Linked DNA regions of Homo sapiens: region 1 is linked to region 2. Evidence: read pairs that join two places in POLR2A ChIA-PET (ENCODE). Cell type or tissue: PC-9. All regions are shown on one strand.

Region 1 (4,000 bases), 280 kb after region 2:
AACTTCACAAAATTAGATTTTAAATACATATAAACATATGTACACATATACACTACATAAGTAGACCATGTGTGCATTTCCTATAAAATGAATGATATTCATTCATTCATGTAAGAAATATTTATTGTACACCCACTATGTGCCAGGCACTATTCTAGACTTGGAGACAAACAGAAAAGAATTGCTGCCCTCAGCATTTATTTATGGGATGAATACAGAGAAGCAAACAATTTCTGCCTTTTATCATGCTGAACTAGAAATTATTTAAAAGGATATCCCTCTCTGCTATTTTAGGGATGGTTCAACCTCCCAAATTCAACTTTGTTAAAATAGTTGTAAGGAAGAGACTGGAGTCCTTTATAGGAAATTGTGTCTACTTTGTGTCTCAGAAGTACATTCATGAGACTAACAGACATTGAGTTGTTCCAATTTTTGGAAATTTTGAAATATCTCTCCAGTAGGAAATGGGTTTGCAGAGCTCTTCTCTCTTCCCTGGGAATTAAGTACAGCTAGCCATGGGAAATACCACTTGGGTTTAGAGTGGATGAAACCATCAGATGTGGAAATACCAGATGGAGGAATGGGAGGGAGGCTGTGGACAGCAAATGTGTTTCTCCAGTGTGCAAGATTTCTTGGCACTTTGATGAGGATGTTGTGTGTCACAACTGTAATGATGCAAGAATATTGTCCTTTGTCTTAAAATTGTGTTGCTCTTTGGCCATGTCAGCCGGACCCTGTGTGAAGGGGCTGGAGGCAGGCAGAGAAAAGAGATGCTCTTGTAATCATCAGGGACACACCTCAGACCTCTAGTTCCACAGGACCCGAGTGGTCGTGCTACCATCTCTGCACAATGGCAACCCTCAGGGACAGACTGTCACAATGTATGGCAGCACCAAGAAATTGGGGGCTCGTCTCCTCCAGCTCAGCGCCTACTCAAACCTGGAGGAGTTCTGGTCACAATGAGCACTTGAGCCTTTTCTGAGAGTCAAAATTAAAATCTGGTTCCAAGGACCAAGGCTTACCAGGTTTCCTGGGCAAAAGAAACCTAATTTGTGAGTTAGGGATAAATGAATCAGAAACATGAAAACTATTGCTGTGAGAACACTCAGAGGCTTAAACAAGGAAACGCAGGTCAAAGTTCTTGGCAAAATATGTTGGCGAATTGTCCTGGACAATTGGCAGTGCATGTCCCACATTATCCTGCAACAGTGACACGCTGTTAATAAGGGAAAGGGTATAATGTGAAAAGCTCTGATGAAGTGTGCTAGGTTACAGAGCCTTTTTGGTGGAAAATAATTCTAGAAATGGTCCTTAATTTGATTCCTTAATTGGCAATTGTCTTCTTAAAGTGTCAGAGTGAGGAAGATCAGCTGGTGTTTCCAGTATGTTCAAACAGCATGTTCGAAAGTGCAGGCCTGAGTTTGGGTTGCTGTATCTGAGCCTATCTGCCATCTCTGAGCAGAGTCAATTGCCATCTCAAGTCAGATGATTGGCAGTAACTTCTAGAAGATAATGTCAAATTTTTAATACAACTTTTTCTAGTTCTATATGATGTGCACTTGTGCCATTTGAGAAACTGTAGCATTAACTTGAAAGCTATAGTTGGCAAAGCGAAGTAATTAGGTTGAGTTTCTTATCATTCATAGCCTTCTAGGTAGACGCAGCAGCCGCTACCTCTACAACATTTTACTGACTCTTCCCTGGGTCAGAGCAATGCCACAGGTGCGAGCCCCCAGCTTTGGCAGCCTGCAGACGTCCAGAAACACTTCTCTAGGTGCCACAGTCCTACACACCTTTGGTCATGTTTGCCTAAGCTTTGGGACTTTGCTAATTTGCATGGGAGGGCTAAACCTCCAGCCCCCAACGGTGGCACTGGGGAGTAGACTAAGTGTTCCTGCACGGTGACCTTGAATGGAATCCAGCATTTATCACTAGTTGAAAGAGAGTGACTGCACTTTTAGGGGGTGCTCTGGGTAAGTTGTGTAGGTGGGAATTGAGATTTTTTAAAAATAACAGCCAATTTATTTTCCCACAATTCTAGAATCTACTTATGAATTTGAGGCGTGATATCTTTGGCTGTTAAGTGACACAGATTACCTGGCAGTTGCCTTTGTATGCTAGTGAGAACCCTGGACATATCCTGTTTCTCCTGACCCTTTACATAGAGATAATTGACTTGATGACCCATTGATCCCATCTGCCTACCTGCCAGTCATCATCCTTTGAGTTCCTGTCCCTCCCTACATGTTGAGGGAGGGACCTGGTGGGAGATGATTAGATTATGGGGGCAGTTTCCCCCATGCTGTTCTCATGATAGTGAGTGAGTTCTCATGAGATTTGATGGTTTTAAAAATTGTGCTTTCTCCTTCGCTCTCTCTCCTGCTACCATGTAAGACATGCCTTGCCTCCCCTTTGCCTTCCACCATGATTGTAAGTTTCCTGAGGTCTTCCAGCTATGTAGAACTGTCAGTTAATTAAATCTCCTTACTTTATAAATTACCCAGTCTCAAGGAGTATCTTTATAGCAGTTATAGCAGTGTGAGAATGGACTAACAAAAATAACCACCTCCAGATTGGAAATATATGAAAAGTTGAGAGTCAAGAAACTATAGTCCAGTCTAGACCACAGCATGGCCTCTTTTGGGGGGCCCGTGAACCCCTTGAGATGATATGCAAATTTTTATGAATCTGTGCACAAGTGCATTTTTAAGAAGACAATGCCTGGAACTTTTATCACATTCTCAGAGATGTATGCCACAGACTGCTGGTCTAGAGGGCCTTGGTAGCAGATTTTTATAGTAAGAACTGTCAAAAAGATTTTCCAGGGAAGAAGACCCTGAATTTGGCAGTAGATAAGAATAGAGCTAAATTTGACAATGCTTCCAAAGCTTTGGCTCTCAGCGGCAGGCAGGATGCAGGCACTTCTGAGGGTGGTGGGAAAATCGGTCGGAAAGACAGTTTTGGCGAATGTTAATCTTATTGTTTGTATCAAATGTTTGGCATGAATCTCTCGAAAGACATGTGTGCAGACCCCATCTTCTCAGCTGCATTTTGGTTTCTTTCTCCATGCCCCTCCAGGGATGGCACAGTATCTGAGCATCGCCATGTAGAATCTATGCTCAGTAAGTGTGTCTCTTGATTGACTAATTGGTTGTCAAGGTCATGCTAGAAAATGGAAATTTGAAGGTGAATCTAGATTGGTTCATCTGCAGATGGTGGAACTGGCGATTATGATCCCTCTAGGAACCCAGCTCAGAGCTCTTGAAGAGGGAGACAAGAAGTAAATAACCCACTAAAGAAGCCGGGTCTGGTCACAGGAGAGGTGTTTCTGTGAACACTTTTATGAAAAGGTGCGATGTACTTGGGGGCAGTCAGGGCTCTGCACAATTAGTGAAGGCCATTGCATTTTCAGCACTTGACATGGGGTGGGTGATAAGGAAACTGACAAGTCTAGTCCCTGCCACGTGGCCAGCCTCGCAGGGCTGAGAAGGCGATGGGAGAGGGCTGACTTGTGGTCTGATTTGCCCAGGCCAGCGAGGTCCATGCTGTGACCTGGGTGAAATTACTAATGGCGCTCCCGTGCACCCCTAGCACATCCCGACATGGAAGATGAGTTCTGTGGACAGCCAGCTGTGAGGAGATGGCATGGTTAAAGCTCCCTCGCCATTGCCTCCTAGTTGCAGAAAAATATGGCAGATTCTTGGTTGCTGAGAAATGCTGAAGAAATGAAAAGACAAGATCAAGAGTTTAGATGAATTTAGTGCAAAACGTGAAGATGATCAAAGAGACAAGTGGGTGGCTAATGTGATGCCAGGCTACTTGGCATCGGTGTACTTTTTCTAGACACCAGGTCCTCGACACACCTTAAGGTCAGGAGGGGAAGCCCCAGTGTTCTCGGACAGGTGAGGTGGGAGCTGCAAGTGTCCTGAGGAGAGGGGCGGGCAGGACACTCACGTCTGTGCACGTGATTCAGGTCAGGACAGCCCCCCACCCGCCCTGT
Region 2 (4,000 bases):
TGCCAGGGGTTGGGGGAGGGAAGGATGGATAGGAAGAGCACAGAGGATTTTTAGAGCAGTCAAACTATCCTTCATGAGGGCCGGGTCTGGTGGCTCATGCCTGTAATCCCAGTACTTTGGGAAGTCGAGGCAGTTGGATCGCTTGAGCTCAGGAGTTTGAGACCAGCCTGGACAACACAGAAGCCCCATGTCTACAAGAAACAAAAAAAATTGGTTGGGTGTGATGGCTCACACCTGTAATCCCAGCACTTTGGGAAGCCGAGGTAGTTGGATCACGAGGTCAGGAGATCGAGGCCATCTGGGCCAACATGGTGAAACCGGTCTCTACTAAAAATGCAAAAATTAGCTGGGTGTGATGGCACACGCCTGTAGTCCCAGCTACTCGGGAGGCTGACGCAAGAGAATTACTTGAACCCAGGAGGCAGAGGTTGCAGTGAGCCAAGATCGTGACACTGCACTGCAGCCTGGTGACAGAGTGAGACTCTGTCTAAAAAAAAAAAAAAAAATTAGCCAGGTGTGGTGGCACATGCCTCTGGTCCTAGCTACTTGGGCAGCTGAGGTGGGAGGATCGCTTGAGCCCAGGAGGCAGAGATTGCAGTGAGCCGAGATGTCACCACTGCACTTCAGCCTGTGCAGCAGAGTGAGACTCTGCCTTGAAAGAAAAAAAAAAAGGAAAAAAAGAAAAGAAAAAACCAAACTATCTTGGGTGAGACTATAATGGTGGATACATGTCATTATACATTTGTCCAAACTCATAGAAGGTACAACATGAAGAATGAACCCTAACTTAAACTGTGGACTTTAGTTAATAATTATGTATCAATATCAATGCTTCCATTGTAATACTTGTGCCAATACTAATGCAATATTGACTCCTCCATTGTAACAACTGTACCACACGAATGCCAAGCTGTTAGTCATAGGGAAAACCGGAACAGAGGGAGTGTGAGCGGGGCATGGGAACGCTGTATTTTCCACTCGTTTTTGCACACCTAAAACTGCTAAAAAAATCTATTTATTTAAAAAATTTTTTATTGGCTGTGCATGGTGGCTCATACCTGTAATCCCAGCACTTTGGGAGGCTGAGGTGGGAGGATCACATGAGGTCAAAAGTTCAAGACCAGCCTGACCAACATGGTGAAACCCAGTCTCTACTAAAAATACAAAAAAATTAGCTGGGCGTGGTGGTGCACGCCTGTAGTCCCAGCTACTTGGGAGGCTGAGGCAAGAGAATTGCTTGAACCCAGGAGGCAGAGGTTGCAGTGAGCCGAGATCACAACATCGCAGTGGTGTGTTCTTGGCTCACTGCAGCCTCAAACTCAAGGGCTCAAGTGACCCTCCTGCCTCAGCCTCTGGAGTAGCTGGGACCACAGGCAGATGCTCCCATGCCTGGCTAGTTTTTACATTTTTTGTGAAGACTGCATCTTGCTATGTTGCCCAGGCTAGTTTCAAGTGATTCTCCCCCTTCAGCCTCCTGAATCACTGGGGGAAATGTGGACAATTTTCTACGTAACCAGCACAGAGATGAAAACTGGCAAGGCACCTGGCAGGTGTTTGTGGAGTTTATTTAAAGAGCAAACCCACTTGATCAAAGGGAGATCCCTGGGGAGGTAAAGGGCCCTGTGGTCAGGTGGGTTGGGAAGGTCCAGGATCGATTTTCAAAAAGAAGGAAGTGGGGAACAGGGTGCAAGACAAGTAGATTGAAAGGCTAAAGCGACTGCGAGATTGGGCCACGACGAAGTCGCAGGTGATGTTGGTTTCAGGGTCTGCTGTGTAGGAGCAGGTCCCCCAGAGCGGGTGGGGGATGGACAAATGGGCTGCGGGACGCCCAGCTGCTGTGATGACCTCTGGGGTGTGTGGGAGGGAGGGAAGGAGAGAGGTGGTTGTGTTGGGGAAGCGGGGCCTCTGTCTGTGAGCCCACAAGTCGCCCTGTGGTGGTTTTGTCCCCACTGCTTCCTTCCAGGTGAACTTTTCTATTTGACGTTTGGTGACATTGGGGAAGTGACATTGGCCTCCCTGCTCTCATCTGACTCAGCTCTTCCCTGCGGTGAGGGGAGGGCTCAGCTTGGCCGTCTCTGCAGAAGTTCTCCATCCAGCGGGAGAAACTGACCTGCTAACCAATGAAGGATGAAAAAGGAGCCAGGGCCAGATGATCCTGCCAGCGGAGGTCACCACGGAGCTTCCCCAGAGGCTGCACAGAATGAAGTGGCTTGCTGGGCAACAAGGCTCTGAGGTCAGGGCTGACATGGGGGGTGGAAGGGTGAGGATCAGAATCAGCATCTGGTGACGTCAGCCTGCGTTTGGGAGCCACCCAGAAGTTCCATGTGTGTCAGGGAGAGGCTGGAAGGGCAGATGGTAGCCCCTGGGGAAGGCATCCTGTCCAGCGAAGAAATGCGTTCCTTCTCCTGCAGGTTGTGAAGAGCAGCAGCAGATTTAAATTTAGTAGCAGCAGATACATTGCTTCAAATTCTGGTTTTGAGTCATGTTGAAGCCAGATACACTTTTTGCTCAAAAGTAGAAAAAATGCCCCTAAGTCCAGCATAATGGATTTGCTGAGTGCACTGTAGCCATCTGAAAATACACGGATGTGTGCAGCACAACCACACTGCACACCTTAGAATGTGGAATGATTTTGCACACCAATTCCTGGTGATTCCACTGAGGAAGTAAAGATAAAGGACTGTGCTGTCTCTTTCCTCTCTGGACTGCTGGGGTCCTTGTCCAGGTACTGGTGGGCAGCTTGGACCCGTGGAGCCTGTGGGAACCGTGGCTCAGCTCTGTGGCTCCTGCCTGGTGTACTTGGTGGGGGACATCACCTCTCACGATCGGTTTCTTCTGTAAAGCTGGAGGACAAAGCTTACTTCCCAAGGCTATTGTGAGGATTAGGTCTGATGAATGTATCTTCCAATGCTATTGTTGGGTCTTTTTTTTTTTTTTTTTCCTAATGTGTAAGTAGTCACTTCAGATCTTAATTAAGGAGTGGTTCCTGTCTGCAGATTTTGGGGGGGTCTCTGTGCCGTGTGAGCTAGTCTGTGACACCTGCGTGGCTCTATCTAGGAGATGGGAGTAGATCCCCTCTGCTAAAATTGATTGAAAAATTACAGTGGCTGATTGGTTAGCGTCCTTGAAATTTGTAAAATCTGCAACAAACCTAACTCTGATGTGTCTTACTTCACATTGTGAATATGCTCTTCTATTGCCTTCTCAGAATCCACGTACAGTTAGTGAGGGATTTTGGCTTTTTTAACAGGTAAGACTAATTTTGGTGCACATTGAGTATGTGCCACAATGCTTTACTAAATCCTCTGGATCTTTAAAGGTATGTTAGTTCTCAGAGGCTGCAGAAACACAGTACCACCAATCGGGTGGCTTAGAACAATGTCAACGCCTTGTCTCCCAGCCCTGGAGGACAGAAGTCTGAGGTGTCAGCAGCGTTGGCTCCTCCTGAGGCTGCGTGGGAGCCTCTGTCCAGCCTCTCTTCCGCTCCCGGCACCTCCAGTGTGCTGGGGCTGGTAGATGGCATCTTCGTCTCAGTGTGGCTGTGTCCAAATCCCTCCCTTTAATAAGGGCACCCGCCTATTGGATTGAAGCCCACCCTAATGACCTCATTTTAACTTGATTGCCCTGTAAAAACCTTATTTCCAAGTAAGTTCACACTCTGAAGTACGGTGGGTAGGATTTCAAAGTATCTTTTTTTGGGGGGGCGGGCACAATTTAACCCATAACAAAGGGCATCTTTGCTTCTGAACTATTAGCTGATTTAGTCTTCCTACCATTTAATGAAAATTCATTTGCAATTACAGTTGTGCTATCATTTCATTTTAGTGTTTATCTCTAAAGAAACTAAATTTAGTTCTTTATTTTCTTTCCTTACTCTTTTGTGTTGTGAACATATCATAATTTAATTTTTATATGGCTTTTTAAGTGGATGTGACTCTTGTTTCTTTTCTTCCAGCACTTTAGATCCACTCTAGAAAATGACATACGGTGCATCGCATAG

Evidence for each region. Peaks named below come from ENCODE experiments on the same cell type or tissue, not always from the same donor. Only the 100,000 strongest peaks of a DNase experiment are listed, where the experiment ranks them.
Region 1: POLR2A ChIA-PET joins it to region 2 with 9 read pairs; 4 of 35 experiments call an interaction of 5 or more read pairs at or near these places.

What each region holds. Positions count from the first base shown.
Region 1 is chr13:110,291,011-110,295,010 of GRCh38, reverse strand. The region is part of intron 1 of COL4A1 (collagen type IV alpha 1 chain); the gene reads left to right. Among named protein-coding and RNA genes, the nearest start is that of COL4A1, 14 kb to the left of the region's middle. In PC-9, no CTCF peak of the experiment used is centred here; no DNase peak of the experiment used is centred here.
Region 2 is chr13:110,573,833-110,577,832 of GRCh38, reverse strand. No RefSeq gene overlaps it. Among named protein-coding and RNA genes, the nearest start is that of RAB20, 14 kb to the right of the region's middle. In PC-9, no CTCF peak of the experiment used is centred here; a DNase peak (open chromatin) is centred at 2,092.